Linked DNA regions of Homo sapiens: region 2 is linked to region 1. Evidence: read pairs that join two places in POLR2A ChIA-PET (ENCODE). Cell type or tissue: Panc1. All regions are shown on one strand.

Region 1 (8,000 bases):
AACTTTGTGCCCGTTAAATAGTAACTCCCCATTTTTTTGCTTCCCCTAGCCTCTGGCAACTGCTGTTCTACTTTCTGTCTCTATGAATTTGACTACTCTAGGTACCTCATATAAGTGGAAACGTAAAATATCAATCCTTTTCTGCCTGGCTTATTTCACTTAACATAATGTCTTCAAGGTTTGTCGATGTTGTAGCATGTATCAGAATTTACTTTCTTTTTAAGGCTGTATAATATCCCATTGTATGTATATACCATGCTTTATTTATTCATTCATCTGTCCATGGACATTTCTTGCTCTGAAATCTACTGTGCTGATATTAATCTAACCATTCCATCTTTCTTATGATTTGTGTTTCCATACTATTTCTTTTTTCATTCTTTTACTATTAACCAATGTGTGTCTGTAAATGTGTTTCTGCATAAAACCAAATACCACACATTCTTGCTTATAAGTAGGAGCTAAACATTGAATACATATGAACACAAAGAAAGGAACAACAGACACCAGGGCCTACTTGAGGGTGGAGGGTGGCAGGAGAGTGAGGATAGAAAAAACTACCTATTGGGTACTATGCTTATTAACCTGGGTGACAAAACAATCTATACACCAAACCCCCATGACATGCAATTTACCTATATAAAAAGCCTGTATGTGGCTGGGTGCGGTGGCTCACGCCTGTAATCCCAGCACTTTGGGAGGCCGAGGCAGGCGGATCATGAGGTCAAGAGATAGAGACCATCCTGGCTAACACGGTGAAGCCCCGTCTCTACTAAAAATACAAAAAATTAGCTGGGCGTGGTGGCGGGAGCCTGTAGTCCCAGCTACTCGAGGGGCTGAGGCAGGAGAATGGCGTGAACCCGGGAGGCGGAGCTTGCAGTGAGCTGAGATCGTGCCACTGCACTCCAGCCTGGGCAACAGAGCGAGACTCCGTCTCAAAACAAAAAACAAAAAACAAACAAAAAAAAAAAACCTGTATGTATACTCATGAACCTAAAATAAAAGTTAAAAAAAGAAAAGAAAAGAAAAGCCTGTTTCTTATAAAAAGCAAACAAGTGGTTTGGCATTTTTACCCAATCTGTCAATCTCTCTGTTTTAGTCAGTGTTCCTCAGAAAGACAGAACTGGTAGAATACATAAAGAAATATATGAAAAGGGATTTATTAGGGGAATTGGCTCACTTAATTATGGAGGCTGAGAAGTCCTACAATAGTCTGTCTGCAAGCCGGAGAGTGAGGAAGGCTGATAGTGTGGCTCAATCCAATTCCAAAGACCTCAGAACCATGGAATCCAATGGTGTAATTATCAGTCTGAGGCCAAAGGTCTGAGAGCCCCAGGTTGGGTGTATGGTGAGGGTTGTGGGGGGTGGCTGCTGGTGTAGTTCCTGGAGTTCAAAGGCCAGAGAACCTGGAGTTATGATGTCCATGGGCAGCAGAAGAAGATTTTCCTAACTCCAGTAGAGAAATGGTGAAAATTCACCTTTCCTCCACCTTTTTGTTCCATTGGTCCTTCAGCCGGTTAGATGGTGCCCACTCACATTGAGGCTGCCCTCTTCCCCCACTCAATCCACCAATTCACATGTAAATCTCCTCTGGAAATACCCTCACAGACACACCTGAGGAAGCCCAATCATTTTAATCGAAAGCAAAATCACCTAGGTTTCCCTTTGAGCAGAAGAGAGACTGGCTCAGTGCCCACTGAAGCACTGAGAATAAATAATGCTTTAACAGCTATCTGAGTAACCCTTAATCTAGTCAAGCTGACACCCAAAGTCAACCACTACACTCTTCTTTTTTAGCGGGCATGCTTAGGCAATTAATGTTTGATGTAATGATTAATACAATTGGATTTAAAACTAGTATTTTGCTATTTGCTTGCAGATGTCCCATCTTATTATTGTTCCTTTTTACCCTTTTTTCATGCCTTATTAAAAATTAATTGAGATGTGAGGAGCTAGATGTCAGCAAAATGGCAGAACAGGACTTTCCTGCACTCATCCTCCCACAGAAACATAATCTGAACAACTATCTGGGCACAAAAATAATTTCGCAAGAGCTAAGGAAACCAGTTGGCAGATTACAGCACCTGGGTATAGAACAGAAATAAGAAAAAAACACATTGAAAAGGATAGGAAGGAAAGTTTTACATTACCCACATCACCCCTTCCTGAACCCCAGGCTGCACAGCTTGGAGGTACCATCCACTTGGGGGAAGGAGAAGGAAGTGAACACCAGACTTTTTCTTGGATCCCAACACTAGGCCCATCCCAGTAATACCCAGCACTGGACCCGCCCCCATGGTCCCAGACTCTAGGCCAGTACCTGCAGACTGAGCCTCCAGGCCTGCTTTAGCACTAGTCTGGATCCCACAGCCCCAGGCTCCAGGCCTGCTCTAAAAACTCAGTGTCTAGGCCTGCCCCACTGCCAAACTGACCCCCTGGGCTGCAGGCTTCAGCTTCACCCACCTCCCCCATCCCTGGTGCCAGACCTGCCCCCACATATTTAGGCTTCAGGCTGCCTTGGTACTTGTCAGTCATGTATTAAATGTTTTACACATATTAAATATGTAATTTAGTCCTGAAAACTCTGTGAGATACTTCAAACTATTAGCCTCATTTTATAGATGAAGCACAGAGAAGTTGCAGTATCCAAGTTTTACATTCAAGTTTATACAAAAGCTAAGTAAGTACAATTAATTCAAACTAGGATTTGTCCAATGCCATTCTTCTTACTAATATGCAAAGTCTTCAACACCCGAATCCTTCAGCCATTTTATAACTCTGAGTCTAACCATCTGCATGAAAAGCTGTTCACAGAGGATTCAGGAATTTTTCTCCCCACAAACGAATTTTTTGCCTCTATCACAACTAGTCATTCCTTAATAACTGTGACAATGATGCTCTACTGTTTTTAAGACTTTTTTCTGACCACTGAACTTTTTTCTGGAGTCATTTATATCAAACTGATTAGTGGTAACTTTATATTCATAATGAGCTGCAATCTTCCTAAAAACAACTTATGAGAAGTTTACACATCTCCCTTTCTATTGCATATATTTCAAGCTAACAAATCAAGAGCAAATCTACTTAGACAAGTACCCAAATCCTTAGCAACAAAAAGTTTAGTGTGTTGGGTGGCTAAATGTGACTAATTTTTGTTAGTACTACAAGTAGCTTTCAATACATCAGTATGGCTAAATAAGGTCATGGAAAACATAAATAGGATGGAGATGTCTAGGGAAAATGAAAAACTATTCTTTTCTGAATGAGAGTGTTGAAAAAAGTTGGGATATTAGGGGTACAGTATTGAAGAAAAAAGGGTTATGTGTATGGTATAAACTGGAAGAAAGAGGGCATGATACTGAGCTCAAACTAGTTAAAATTTGTGACTTACAGTTGCGATCTGGAAATCTAAGGGCAAGGTGCTGTAGGATTATGGTCTCAGTGACTCACCTAATGGAAGGACCTCACATGCCCGGGAGCCCCTCAAAAGAGTAGGTTCCAACTGACCTGTACATCTTAAACTTCAAAAAATATGTCTGCCTAAAGGGTCTATATTTATATTATGACTTCAGCAGCAGAAACAGGTGGCTGGCCTTTTTATCCTCCTATCTGGAATCTTTTTCCAAATGTACATATCTTTATCATATTTCTGATTATTAAAAGTATATAATAAGTTTATGGAAAAATTGGAAAAGAATAAGAAATTATCAAAACAAAAGTAAGAAGCACAATCCAAATCATTACCTCCTTTCCTAATTCACCCCATTCCCTCCAATCTGGTTTCAAGGATTGGACTCCAAGGGAAATGATGGCTATTAGTGGCTGAGAGGCGATTGGATGGAGGAGACTGCCACTTTTCTTTTCTTGTAGCTTAGAAAAGGATAAGTAATCCTCCCTCTCAGCACAACCACAAAAAAAGTAACAATGGTTAATATAACTTTGGGAAAATGCAGCCCCTCCCTGGTAATCAGAGAAAGGCAAATTCTGACCACAGGGAGAAGGCGCCACTTTTGACCTCTGGAATTAGCAAAGACAAAAATGAGTGACAGGGCCTGGTGTGGTGTGGGGTGGGAGGTTGGTAAGCCGGTCCACTTCTGCAGCGCTGCTGGTGGGAGGGGAAAGTGGGGACCAGAGATGGGGGATGACATAATCCTCACGTGATCAGGAGCTGACGTGAACCGAAGTCCTTATATTCCCGGGCTTCTTTCTCCTCTGGGTACCAGCTCCTTACTGCCCTGCAGACAAGCGTGCCGTGCGTGCTTGTGGCCAAGGGAAGGAAGAGGTAAATTCCTTAAATCCCAGCAGGTTGGAGTGAAGGAACCACTGGACCCCCGGGGTCAGTAGTGGGTGAATCTAATGACTGGAATAGGTCCAGACTTGCTTTCCCAAAACCGCTGCAAAATCGTCGGAGATAATTGTATCTTTTGCAGGGGGAAGCAAGGGGGTAGGTCGAAATCTTTTGAGAGACACCTAGAGATTTAGTGACAGCTTTGAAATAATCGGCTTCTCTCACCCTGGCATGCTTTCTTTTTATCCTTCTCCTCATCTTTCTCCAATTTTGTTAAGAGAAAATTTTAGGCCTGGGGTATGTGTTGGTGTGTGGAGAAAGGCTGAAATCCCGGGATGGAGACAACAGAAATTTAGAGATCATTTGAAAATAGTTCACCTCACTCAATGCCGGCCTGTGGTGGTGGGGTGGGGCGCGGGACGGGGCGAAGGAGGGAGACGCGGGCCTTGCAAGGCCCAGGCCTGAGGGTGAGGAGTGGGGAGTGGAAACGGAAATCCTGAAGGAAAGGATACAGACAGGAAGGAGGGGCCAGGAGGTAGAAATCCGGGGGGCGATGACGGTGATGATGAGAATCCCAGGTTCAAAATAATAACGTCTGTCTTGTCTCTGGAGCTGGTTGATCCACAGATAGCTCCTTCCTCCCCGCCCCTTCCTTTTTGTTTGGAGGTCCCAGGATCTGTGTTCACAGACATCTGGGGGAAGAAAAGGAGCAGGAAACTACCCCGCACAGGTCAGTATGAGAGAGGCACTTAGACTGAGATCTCTGAGGATAGGAGTCGGGAAGGGGCAAAAGCTAGGCGAAATTTGCGGCTTCGCAGTCCATCTCCTTTTCTGCTCCGCCTCTCCTGCCTATTGGAGAGGCCATTAGCTTTGTCTGCTGGGGAAACGGTGGGTTCCTGAGGTGGGAGGGGAGAAAAGGGGGAGATGAGAGGGTGGAGGGAACTGCCGCAGACTTATGAGGTCTGGACCTGTGGGGCAGAGATGGGAAAGTATCTTGCCTCAGAGAGAAACTGACAATCGTGATTCAAAAGTAATGAAGCAATTTGTCTTTACATTTTCTCCCTAGAGTTAAGCAGGAAACAACAACAACATCATGCAAAAACCCTGCAAAGAAAACGAAGGAAAGCCAAAGTGCAGCGTGCCAAAGAGGGAGGAAAAACGCCCGTATGGAGAATTTGAACGCCAGCAAACAGAAGGGAATTTTAGACAGAGGCTGCTTCAGTCTCTCGAAGAATTTAAAGAGGACATAGACTATAGGCATTTTAAAGATGAAGAAATGACAAGGGAGGGAGATGAGATGGAAAGGTGTTTGGAAGAGATAAGGGGTCTGAGAAAGAAATTTAGGGCTCTGCATTCTAACCATAGGCATTCTCGGGACCGTCCTTATCCCATTTAATTAATTTCTCTGACAATTCAATTATTTTCTGTTATTAATGTTGCCACTGCTTTCTGTTTGTCTGCACTTTCTTGATAAATATTTGCTATCGTTTTACTCCAGTCATTCGATGTTGCTGAGATTTACATATGACTCTTGTCAACATCTCATCTTTTGACCCAATCTTATTCATTTAATAAGAGGTCTCATTCATTTGCATGGAAAAATGCTCATTGTATATTGCAAAGTGAAAATAACGAGTTGCAAAACAGTGTATACATATATGTGTGTATATATGTACACTTTATTTGTACATTTCTATGTGACATAATGCAAAGGAAAGTGTCTGATTTTATTATACACCAAAGGTTAACAGTGAATCTCTGTGTGATCTCTTTTTTTTTCTTTTTGCCTATCTGCATCTTCTCACTTGCCAAAAAATGAATATATGTTTATGTGTGTATATTACTTGTGTCACAAAAAACCCTAAAGTAGACAGTAAAAGAACTTGTCAATCGCCTTTGGAAGGCAATGAAACACTTAATAAACTCTCAATAACAGAAGCGTAAAAATGAAATGTAAACCTCCAATTACCTCTGGATCTCTTAGCCAGAGTAATAAACTGGTAATTATTACAGATACACACGTTTAAGACTCAGTCTTTTCATAGGGAAAATATTTGCCTCACAGGGCTGCTGTGGGAAGGAAATGAGGCAGTAACCAGCTGTGCTCAGTGGGATCTTGTTCCCCACTGTGCATACAGAATCCCAACCCACTATAGAATACACCAATAACTTCAGAGAGGGCCTGGCATGATTCAACTTGTACTCCGGAACAAGTCCAGTAGGCAGAGGTGGGGGCTTCCCTATCAGTCCTCTGTTATTGAGCCCTGTCTCCTCCCCTGGGTCCTGCCACACCTGCCCAACACTGCTGCCTCTTCTGCTGGGCCCTGTGCTCTCTGCTGGCCCCACTGCTGCTGATGCACTGCAGTCATTCAGGGCCAAAACCCAACCGAATTCCCTGGAGTCGTCAGTGGGTTGAACTCTGACTCTTGTCGTCTAAAGCTTCCTGTGCTTTATAGTGACATTTAACACAGGTGGGACTTCTCTAGGGTTGCTTGGGCCACAATGTCTTTCAGAGCCCTTAGTAAAACAGCCCCATCTGTTTTCAATCACAAGACCCTTCCTCTCCATAGGAGTCAGATGTGATGAGTCCACTTGGGATTTGGACTAGGGTATAAATTTAAGTCAAAGGCATCATGCTGTATTCAGAGTTGCTGCTCTAAGTCTAAGGAATGAGGCTTTGTCCTCTTGTGAGATAATCTCTTCCTGAAGGCTCCTGGCAGGCCTGACTTAGTGTGTTCAGAATAGTCTTGGGAGATGTGTAAATTGCACAATGTGATATAGGAAACAAATCTAAAACCAAATCCCTGCTTTTCATTTTTTCTCCCTGGAAACATGCAAAAATGCTTCATAAGACTAAGATGTGTGTGTGTGTGTGTGTGTGTGTGTGTGTGTATACATGCACATAAATGTGTATGTGCATATACATATATAAATATATATGTGCATATACATATATAAATATATATGCTATGTAAGACATGTATACTAATACATATATATTAAGCTTAATATATATGCTTTGTAAGACTAATATATAAGCATATATATAGTCTTAATATATATTAGTATATATAATATATAAATGTCTATATTACATATTATATGTAAGTATATATAATATATAAATGTCTACATTACATATATAAGTATATATATTAATATGTAGTCTTAATATACATTAGTATATATATATTAGTCTTACAAAGCATATATATGTAAATGTATAGAAATGTAAGCATTATTTCTAAACAGGATTTTTTACATTTTGCATCTCAAAGTAAAGACGACATCATATCTTTTATTATACTTCTATTAATCTATTAATCTTATTAACATACAGTGGGCATTTAATAAATTAACATACAGTGGGTATTTAATAAATGTGTACTTAGAATTATAGTGCCCAGTTTTACTTCTGATTACATTAAGTTGGTAATAACTCCTCTAGAAACTATATTTTTAAAAGGAGCCCAGTAAGAAAGGGATTATTCCCCAAATTCAGCCTATAAAATTATTCAAATGTTAAATAGCTGGCCCCTCTCAAAAAGTCATCTCCTTACATTATAATCATCTGGAGTGCTTCTAAAATGCAAATTTCTAGCCAGGCATGCTGGTGCACACCTGTAGTCCCAGCTACTGGGGAGGCTGAGGCAGAAGGATCACTTGAGCCCAGGAGTTTGAGGCTGTAGTGTGCGATGATCATGCCTGTGAA
Region 2 (8,000 bases), 500 kb after region 1:
TGGAGGGTTACAAAGCGTCCATCTACCTCCAGATCTCGATTTAAGAACTCTACCCCTATGGTGTGAAAAGCCTGGGAGTCAAATTTGTTGGTTACGTAACGGTTCATAAGCGAACTTTTCCCAACTCCACCATCACCCAAGAGAATGACCTTTAAGAGCAGGGATTTCCCACTCATTTTTGCAGCACCAGAAGGGAAGGAGTTTGTAACCAAGAGAACCTGAAAATAAAAGGAAAAGTAGGAGGGAAAACAGTTAAACCTGAAACTGAAATCAACTTCATAGCAAATTTCTCTGAATTATAAGGCCTTCTCATTCAACTTCTCTGATTTATGCTCATTAATTGATGTAGTACAGCAGAAGAAATAACACTAATTTTGCATAAGGGGAAAAATAGGTCTTGTTTTTCTGAGGTCTTTTGTTGTGCCAGGAAAATGGCTGAGTGCCATGGGTAAATGGACTAGCAGATGGTCCTGTAATTTGGTTCAGTTCTGACCCAATTCTAGGAGAGGAAGCCTAGAACAGGAATGCCACTCAAATGTGTGACAACTTTAGCTTCCGGTTTGGACAGTTCCAAACAATAGACAAATAGTATGAAATTGACTTGGGGTTTGAAGTCTGCTCCTGATGGATACAAAAATTACTGAGAAGAGAAAGCTACATAAACTGGATTCTTGATTCTGTCGGTAGAGGTCTGGGCCAGAATTAGACTGCACCCCAGAATTTGAAAGAGAGAACAAGGTTACGTTTCTTCAGGCATTTACCCCATTATACTTGCATTGATAGGAACACCCTCTCAAGTAAGGATCTTCTATATTTTTTTCTTCATGGAACAATGGCATTTAAGTTGATGACAATTGACTGATATCAATATAACAGCTGTCATGAAGGAAGGAAATCTTGAATAGCTTATTAGTTTTTGGATTCAGGTTTTAATTCCATAATAGCAACATTTGAAAACATACTGCAAAATTTAAAGTGCTAATATTTATACAGTACCCTACTTGTTACCTCCACAACATGTCTACACATGGAACACCTAGAATGTGTCTTAAAATAAAAAGATCAAATGCTTACTGAACAAATACTACCTTTTCCTATATTCTGTTAGGTACTTTCCCACTAGGTCTATTGTGGGAACTCAACGGTGATGAGGTTAATTGGATGATATTTATACAATAGACCCAAAGGGATGAAAACGAATCACTAATCGAAGGAGTGCATGCAAAACAGTTTCTGGAAGCACACACATTTGAATATAATTTTACAAAATTTAGTAGCCCTTAAAATGATTTTGGAATGCCTATGTACTAGCTATATATTTTTCTAAATATTCATTTTTAAGAGATCAAATATTAAAATATCCCAAATCCACAGTGTGCCCCCTTGAAATACCTACCCAGTGGGTTTTTGTCACAATTTAAATATTTTCCTTTTTTTCCTGTTGTTGTTTTATTCTTTCTTTTTAGGGTGCTATAAAACAGAATAGAAAACATTATTTTAAAAAAATCTATAATAAAATAACGTTAAGGCTCTATATAAAAATATATTCAAGTCAGAAAAAAAAAAAGAACCCACAGCAACCTCAAGTAACCTACAGAGGGTGCTTTTCAAAAATAAAAGTTCAAAATGCTACCTATGCTTAACATAAGCAAAATAATTTTATTCCAAGAACTTTAACTTATCCTAATTTGTAATTTATATAATTTTTTACATTTTATATTGTCTCTCAATTGAATTCTCCATTCAAAGTAAAAGCAAATTAAAGAAAGATGATATTCACAATAGATGACATTCAGGAAAAGGAAAGTACAGAGCAATCTAAGATATGCTGAAATCCTAAGTCGGAGATGAAACTTCTTCCTTTTATACCTACCAACGTTCCCATCTCCAAGAAAGTTGTTAGTGCACTCACCAGTCTGTCTCAAGGTTGTCTCTGCAATTGATTCCACATAATTAGAGAGCAGAAAAAAATTGTGTTTGTGGGCTTCCTGTTTACAATAAAGTATATTATCTTGGCTAATTATTTTATTAATTAGTTTAGGTCATTTTTCTTTTCTTTATTTATTTTTTAAATTTGAGACAAGGTCTCATTCTGTCACCCAGGCTGGAGTGCAGTGGTGCAGTCATGGCTCACTGCAGCCTCGACCTCCTGGGCTCAAGTAATCTTCCCACCTCAGCCTTCTGAGTAGCTGGGACTACGGGCATGCACCACCATGCCCGGCTAAGTTTTGTAGTTTTTGTAGAGATGGGGTTTCACCATGTTGCCCAGGTTGGTTTCAAACTCCTGGGTTCAAACGATCTGCCCACCTCATGTTCCCAAAGTGCTGGGTTCACAGGCGTGAGCCGCTGTACCTGGCAGTTCATCTGTCTTAAACACCAGTTTTAATATTTAGCTGGTGTTATTAAATTTAAATATACATTCATCTAATATTATAATTAATTATGGCAAGAATCTTATTTAAGCAGCATCAAGAGTACTGGTTTAAGAAGAAAAACAGTGCCTAGATCTGTGTAGTGTTATTTCTTACTGAGGAAGAACGAAGCTTTAAAAAAAAATCTGCTGCTTAATAATCACATGTTATTTTCTAAATATAGATAAAACTTATAATAAGGATTCATTAGATATCTAAATCAGTAATTATGAATTTAAATAATATCTCCTAAATGGATAGGCTTTATCCTCCTTCTTGGTTTATATACACTCTACAGAATTCTCAAGTTTCCTACAATTCCTAATTTTTGTCCTCTTTTTCCTGCTCCCAAATTGCTGTCTTTGGAATTAGCTCAAGTAACAAACATTTCTTTAAATGGAGATGAAACAAGTGTTAGCACACTTTTTTATTTTTTTATACTGGTCTGTAGGATAATTTTACAGAGCAAAACTCTTGAACTCTCATTTTGAAAAGCAACAGAAGTACAAACTTGGGCATGATTCTGATGGCTAGTATTAAGCGTCCAGGCCACACAAGCTTCCTTGAGTTCCTAGCAAACAGGCGTTCACATCATTAAAAGACTCACTGACCCTATTCTCCCAGTTGCAGATAAACTCAATAGACAGGTCAAGGACTGAGTGAATATGGAAACCAAATGCTCAGCTCCAGGAATAATGATGATGTATTAATAACTGTCTGAGATAATGCTGCAGTTGCTTGTGCATTCCCTATTTGGTTATGTGCACACATAACTTCTGGGCCTATAGGCTCTATGCCAAGGGAAAAAGAGGAAAAGCAATGTGGTTCAGTGTCAAGAGCACTGAGCTAGCTGGCAGTAATCAGGACACCAGGGTCTTCATCACTGTTACACCATTCATTTATTTTATGAACTTGGGCAGGTCATTTAATCTTTCTGTTTCAGTATCTTCTTACATAAAAATAGAGCAGATAATACCTGCCCTACTTAACAGGATTTTGGGGGAGAATGAAAAGCTTATGAAGTTTGCAAAGATTTGTAAGCATTTTTTGAAAAATTTGGTTTGAGATTTTTATTCCTCTGGCTCCTCCACCTCCTTTCATGCACTGGTGGGGGCCTTGTGGCTCAGTATTAACCCTTCTCAGAAAGGGCCTGCTAGTGAAAGTATAAGAATTCTTCCTTTTCTCTTTCTTCCATATTTGAGAATGCCTTGTTCCTCAACAAGCTTGAACATCTGCATATGGCACAGAATCTCAGCATTGAAGGGACCTTCAGGGTCTTCTGGTCCAATCTTGCTACTGATATTTGAGAAAACACTACAGTGCCTATTGTGTGTTGTGTCCTTACTAAGGAAACCCTCCACTCTCCTCTGCTGTCTCCAACTCCCATTTATTTTCTAGAAGTAAAAATGAATACAGTTTAGATTTGTCTCCTTGCCTTCATTCAATCCTGCTGATTTTCCCTTGAAGTATCATTTTCTAGTCCTGTGCTACCATCCTCATTTTGGCCCACAATTTCTCACATCTAATCTATTGTGAAAGTTCTTCTCTCCCTGCTTCTGGTGTCTCCCCACTCAATCTACTTTGCAAAGCTTCATCACTCAAACATCCATTGGATGTAGATACTGTTGGGAATTAATAAATGTTTAAGGCAAGGTCTTGCCCTCAGGGAGTTTACAAATTAACATGCAAGCTCAGGATCTCATTGTTTACAGTTGAAATAATGTCATTATACTGACTTATTTTGTTAACAAACTTTTCCTGTCTTTCTTACATGATCAATTTTAAATTCCTAGATAGTAAGCTCACTGTATACATCTTTGAAGCCCCTTCAGTGTGCAGCACCAGGATCCTCCATGGAGATAATAAATATTTGTTTACCAATTAAATGATTAGGTAGGTGCCCAGAATTAATGCCTCTGAATTGATGCCAAGGTACAATAGATCCATAGTTCTGTAAGATGCCAAAATACTATTATTTATAAGGTAACTAAAGAGCAGAAGTTATGAACTTGACTCGATCATTTTCTGGATGGGGAGTAATGGGAATTCCACCTGTTGAAAGTCAAGGGAAATGCTCCAGTTTTCCTCCCCCTACTCTCACATTTTAAAAATAAGTATATACATTTCCCCATTCCTACCCAAAACAAGAGCAGAATAATGATATCCAGTTGATGTTGTCGGTGGGTGCTGGCCTCTCCACAATCATTTATCATTGTTTGAAAATGAATGTCATGTCCTTTAGTACATACTTAAATTAAAAAGAACTAGCACAGTGTAAAAGCAAATGAAATCATTTTTTCCTCCCCCAGAATATGCCGGATTTAATCCAAACCTTTAAACAAGGTAACATTAAGCAGGCAAATGAATTCTTTGATAACACTAAATACGTAAATAGGAAAGTCAAATGACGTATGCATCCCTTATGGGTCCTCTGTCGGGCGAGCATTTGGACCAAAACGCTTATTCTGATTTTGATCCCATTCAGAGAAAGATCTGACTCTAACTGAGTAAAATATTCGAGAGACGCAATTCCCCTTTCCTACCCCCACAAACTCATTAATGAGCATGCTCTAAGGATAGTTTACTAACTTTTTTTTTTCCCATCAGGGTCTCAGTCTTGGAGAGTAAGGTGAATTAGGAATTTCCATAACCAATACTCCCCAGCTCTTTGTTCTTTAACACACTTGAAACCTTCTGAATCTGCAGTACCCACAAAGCCTTATTCAAATTATTGTATTTAGTTGGGAATGCTTAGAGGTGGGAGTGGAGGTGGGGGAGGAGGCAGTACAATGAAGAAAAAGAAGTTGAACCTTTGAAAATAGTACATTTTAGTATGATGATGGAGAGAAGAGAGGCAGAAAAGCAAATTCGCATCAGTTCAGTTGCCATGGAGTGGAATGATGCTCAAAATCAGTAGTGCAGATTGCTCGGAGGCAAGTCTTGAAAGGGATGTGTACTGCAGGGATCGATAGGGGAAGAGCAACTGGGGAGGGCTAGGCACTGGATGAGAGTGGCACTGTTGGAAGTCTGTACAGGGGAGGAGCCATGGTTGGACCTGTGGGGAAAGCCCATCTTGTGGCGACACACTGGTAAGGGCTACTCAACTCACTGTTGAATGCTGGCACAATAATTGGAAATATTGCACTGAAGAATTGGGCGCGGCTATATTTATGTAAAATTCAACACGGATGAGAAATGATTGAATGTTTGAGTGTGTTTCCAATACAACCCAATACTTGGCGTTGGTGCTGGTGGTGGGTGCTTCGTAGCGCGGAAACCCTCTGACGCACTGGATTCATTTTGCAGAGCTAACAAGTTATCAGCTACATCCATGCCGACTCCAAATGCCACAGCTGTCATGCCACTGAAACGCTATTCCTACATTCATGCCCACATTTATATCCTATATGCAACTCAAAGGGTCCAATGTGGAGTCCCACATCTAACCTTTCACTGCTCACAACGACAGCTCTAGGGCTATAAGCCCAAAGGCACACTAGATAGCAATCTGGCATCGTCCCCAGGACACTTCTTCCTCAGTAGACTGCCCAGGGACAGATAGGTAGATAAGGTTTGGATGACATCAAGCGAGCTGAACACAAGGAAAAAAAGCTTCCTTGGGAGACAAGAATGCTGGCATCTCTACGACAGGGGCACTGTTAGCATTACGGACCTAGAAAGTGAGATGTCACACATAGTCCCAACTACCTCCGACCCAGGTCCTCTCACCTCACCCCCAGCTCTTAGAGCTAGTCGGCTGTGGCGCATGCGCACTGAGCCACACCCGCTCCCCACGGAGCCCTGCGCCTCTCTGCTCGGCTCTGGCAGCAGCTCGGGATTACTCAGCAACGCCCCCCTGCACTGTCACCTGCCCCCGACTCCGACCTCGGGAGCGGCTCAGTCCCTTTTCTCAAGCTACGAGTGGTCCTGGGGATCAACTAGACTTTCCTTTCTCCCTCTTCTCACAGGCCCCCCACCTCCCGGCCTTCCGGGTCCTCCAGCCCCTAGCCCCTGTTCCTGCCCACGCACAGGCACCTTACCCAACACAATGGGAAGGAAACAGGAGAGGGCCGCGGGTGCCAGGCAGGTCAGCTCTGCGTGCCGGGAATCCGGCTCCTTAGAGTCACCGTCACTGCTCCTGCTGCCTCCTCGTCCTCAATGGGGCAGCAAGTGCGGCTTGGACCTCGGTGGCCTGACAGCTGCCGCTCGCGCCCGCCGCTGCCGCCGCGCAGCGTCTCGAGCCCGCGCCCGCGCCCGCCAGGGGAGGGGGCGGGGCCCGCGCCGCCTCCTCGTGCCCCTTTCTCGGCGGTGGGGACCCGGTGTAGCCGCCTCCCGCCCTCCATGTGGCAAGCGCTCCCTGGCTCGCCCACTCTTCTTTCATGCTCATCGTCCAACCCTGGTCTCCCTTGTCCTCCTTCTCCTCCCCTAGCCGATTAGTAGGCACAGCGGCAATAGACCGTCAAATATTGCTCTTCCACTTAGCTCCTCTGCAGCCTGGGCCTAAGCCCTCAAGCAGGGCTAGCCACTGCCCCACTTCCTGCAATTATCCTCTGATCTACCTCATTTATCCTAGCTCAAAATCCTTTAATTTTGCCAAGAGGGTAGTACATACACCCTCTTGTTTCAAATAACTCAGGAAAACACATGATCACAACACATTGCTAGGCCCTCTAACTGGCTACAGCTTATGAAATTTTCAGGCAATTAAAAAAAATGTCCACATCTGTAGCGCAGGCATAGAGGACACACTGCCCTTTACTCTTACCAGATACAGTTCTAGAGGGCCACACAGGGGGCATTACTTGAATTTCCCGGAATTGCTGCTGGGGCAGAATTTGATGTTTTAATTGTGCCTAGCCGACCAGCTAGTCTCTTTTTGTTGTTTTCTGTAGCCCTCTGGTACTTCCAACTAGTTTGTGATTTTCCCCCTGGAATTGAAGAAGGACAAAGCTCCTGAGGTCATTTAGCCTGCACTCCACCTCTCTGTCAGGCAGCTCCATCTCTGAAGCTTCCCCATTGCCCGAAACCCTGTGACCTTGTGGCACAGGCCCTCACTCATCTCATGACCCCGTCCAGGCCCTCACACATACCCGCTACTTCCATCTAGGCCACTCTTCCTCTGTCTCTTGACAAGGCAATCGTGCAATCAATCTCCGCAGGCCCCAGCTTAAATGTCACTTCTCAGGATAACCTTTCTCGATAATCTCAGAATAGAGATGGTGCCCCAGTTTATACTCTTGTAGCCTCCTGTAACTTGCTGTATTTTTCCTTCATAACACTTACCCATTTTTGGTGGTACATTTAAGTGTATGATTATTTGGTTGACAGCTGTCTTCCCTACTAAACTATAGTGGGGAAGGACTATGAGGTCAAGGACAACGTTTGTGTTCACCACCGTATGCACAGAGCCTAGGGCAATGCTTGCTGCATAGGACATGCTCAGAAAATATTTGCTGAATATGAATGAATGCTGTATCACTAATAGTTGTTATATTTAAATAAAATAAATTGATGTAACTGAATCTCATGTGCTCCTATTTAAACCAACCCCGTTCCCCACACATACACTCTAAAACACTCTTCTGATGA

What was found. ChIA-PET counts read pairs that join two places held together with the same protein. Peaks named below come from ENCODE experiments on the same cell type or tissue, not always from the same donor. Only the 100,000 strongest peaks of a DNase experiment are listed, where the experiment ranks them.
Region 2: POLR2A ChIA-PET joins it to region 1 with 15 read pairs; 2 of 35 experiments call an interaction of 5 or more read pairs at or near these places.

What each region holds. Positions count from the first base shown.
Region 1 is chrX:103,326,023-103,334,022 of GRCh38, forward strand. TCEAL7 (transcription elongation factor A like 7) reads left to right here and starts at 4,217. Exons shown (of 3, transcript NM_152278.5): 1 at 4,217-4,282; 2 at 4,901-5,018; 3 at 5,355-6,304. The coding sequence starts at 5,382. The coding sequence ends at 5,684. RefSeq lists an enhancer at 4,733-5,232. In Panc1, no CTCF peak of the experiment used is centred here; no DNase peak of the experiment used is centred here.
Region 2 is chrX:103,825,609-103,833,608 of GRCh38, forward strand. It overlaps RAB9B (RAB9B, member RAS oncogene family), which reads right to left and starts at 6,649. Exons shown (of 3, transcript NM_016370.4): 1 at 6,452-6,649; 2 at 1,397-1,470; 3 at 1-218. The coding sequence starts at 176. In Panc1, no CTCF peak of the experiment used is centred here; DNase peaks (open chromatin) are centred at 6,123 and 6,353; H3K4me3 peaks cover 1,337 bases; H3K27me3 peaks cover 527 bases.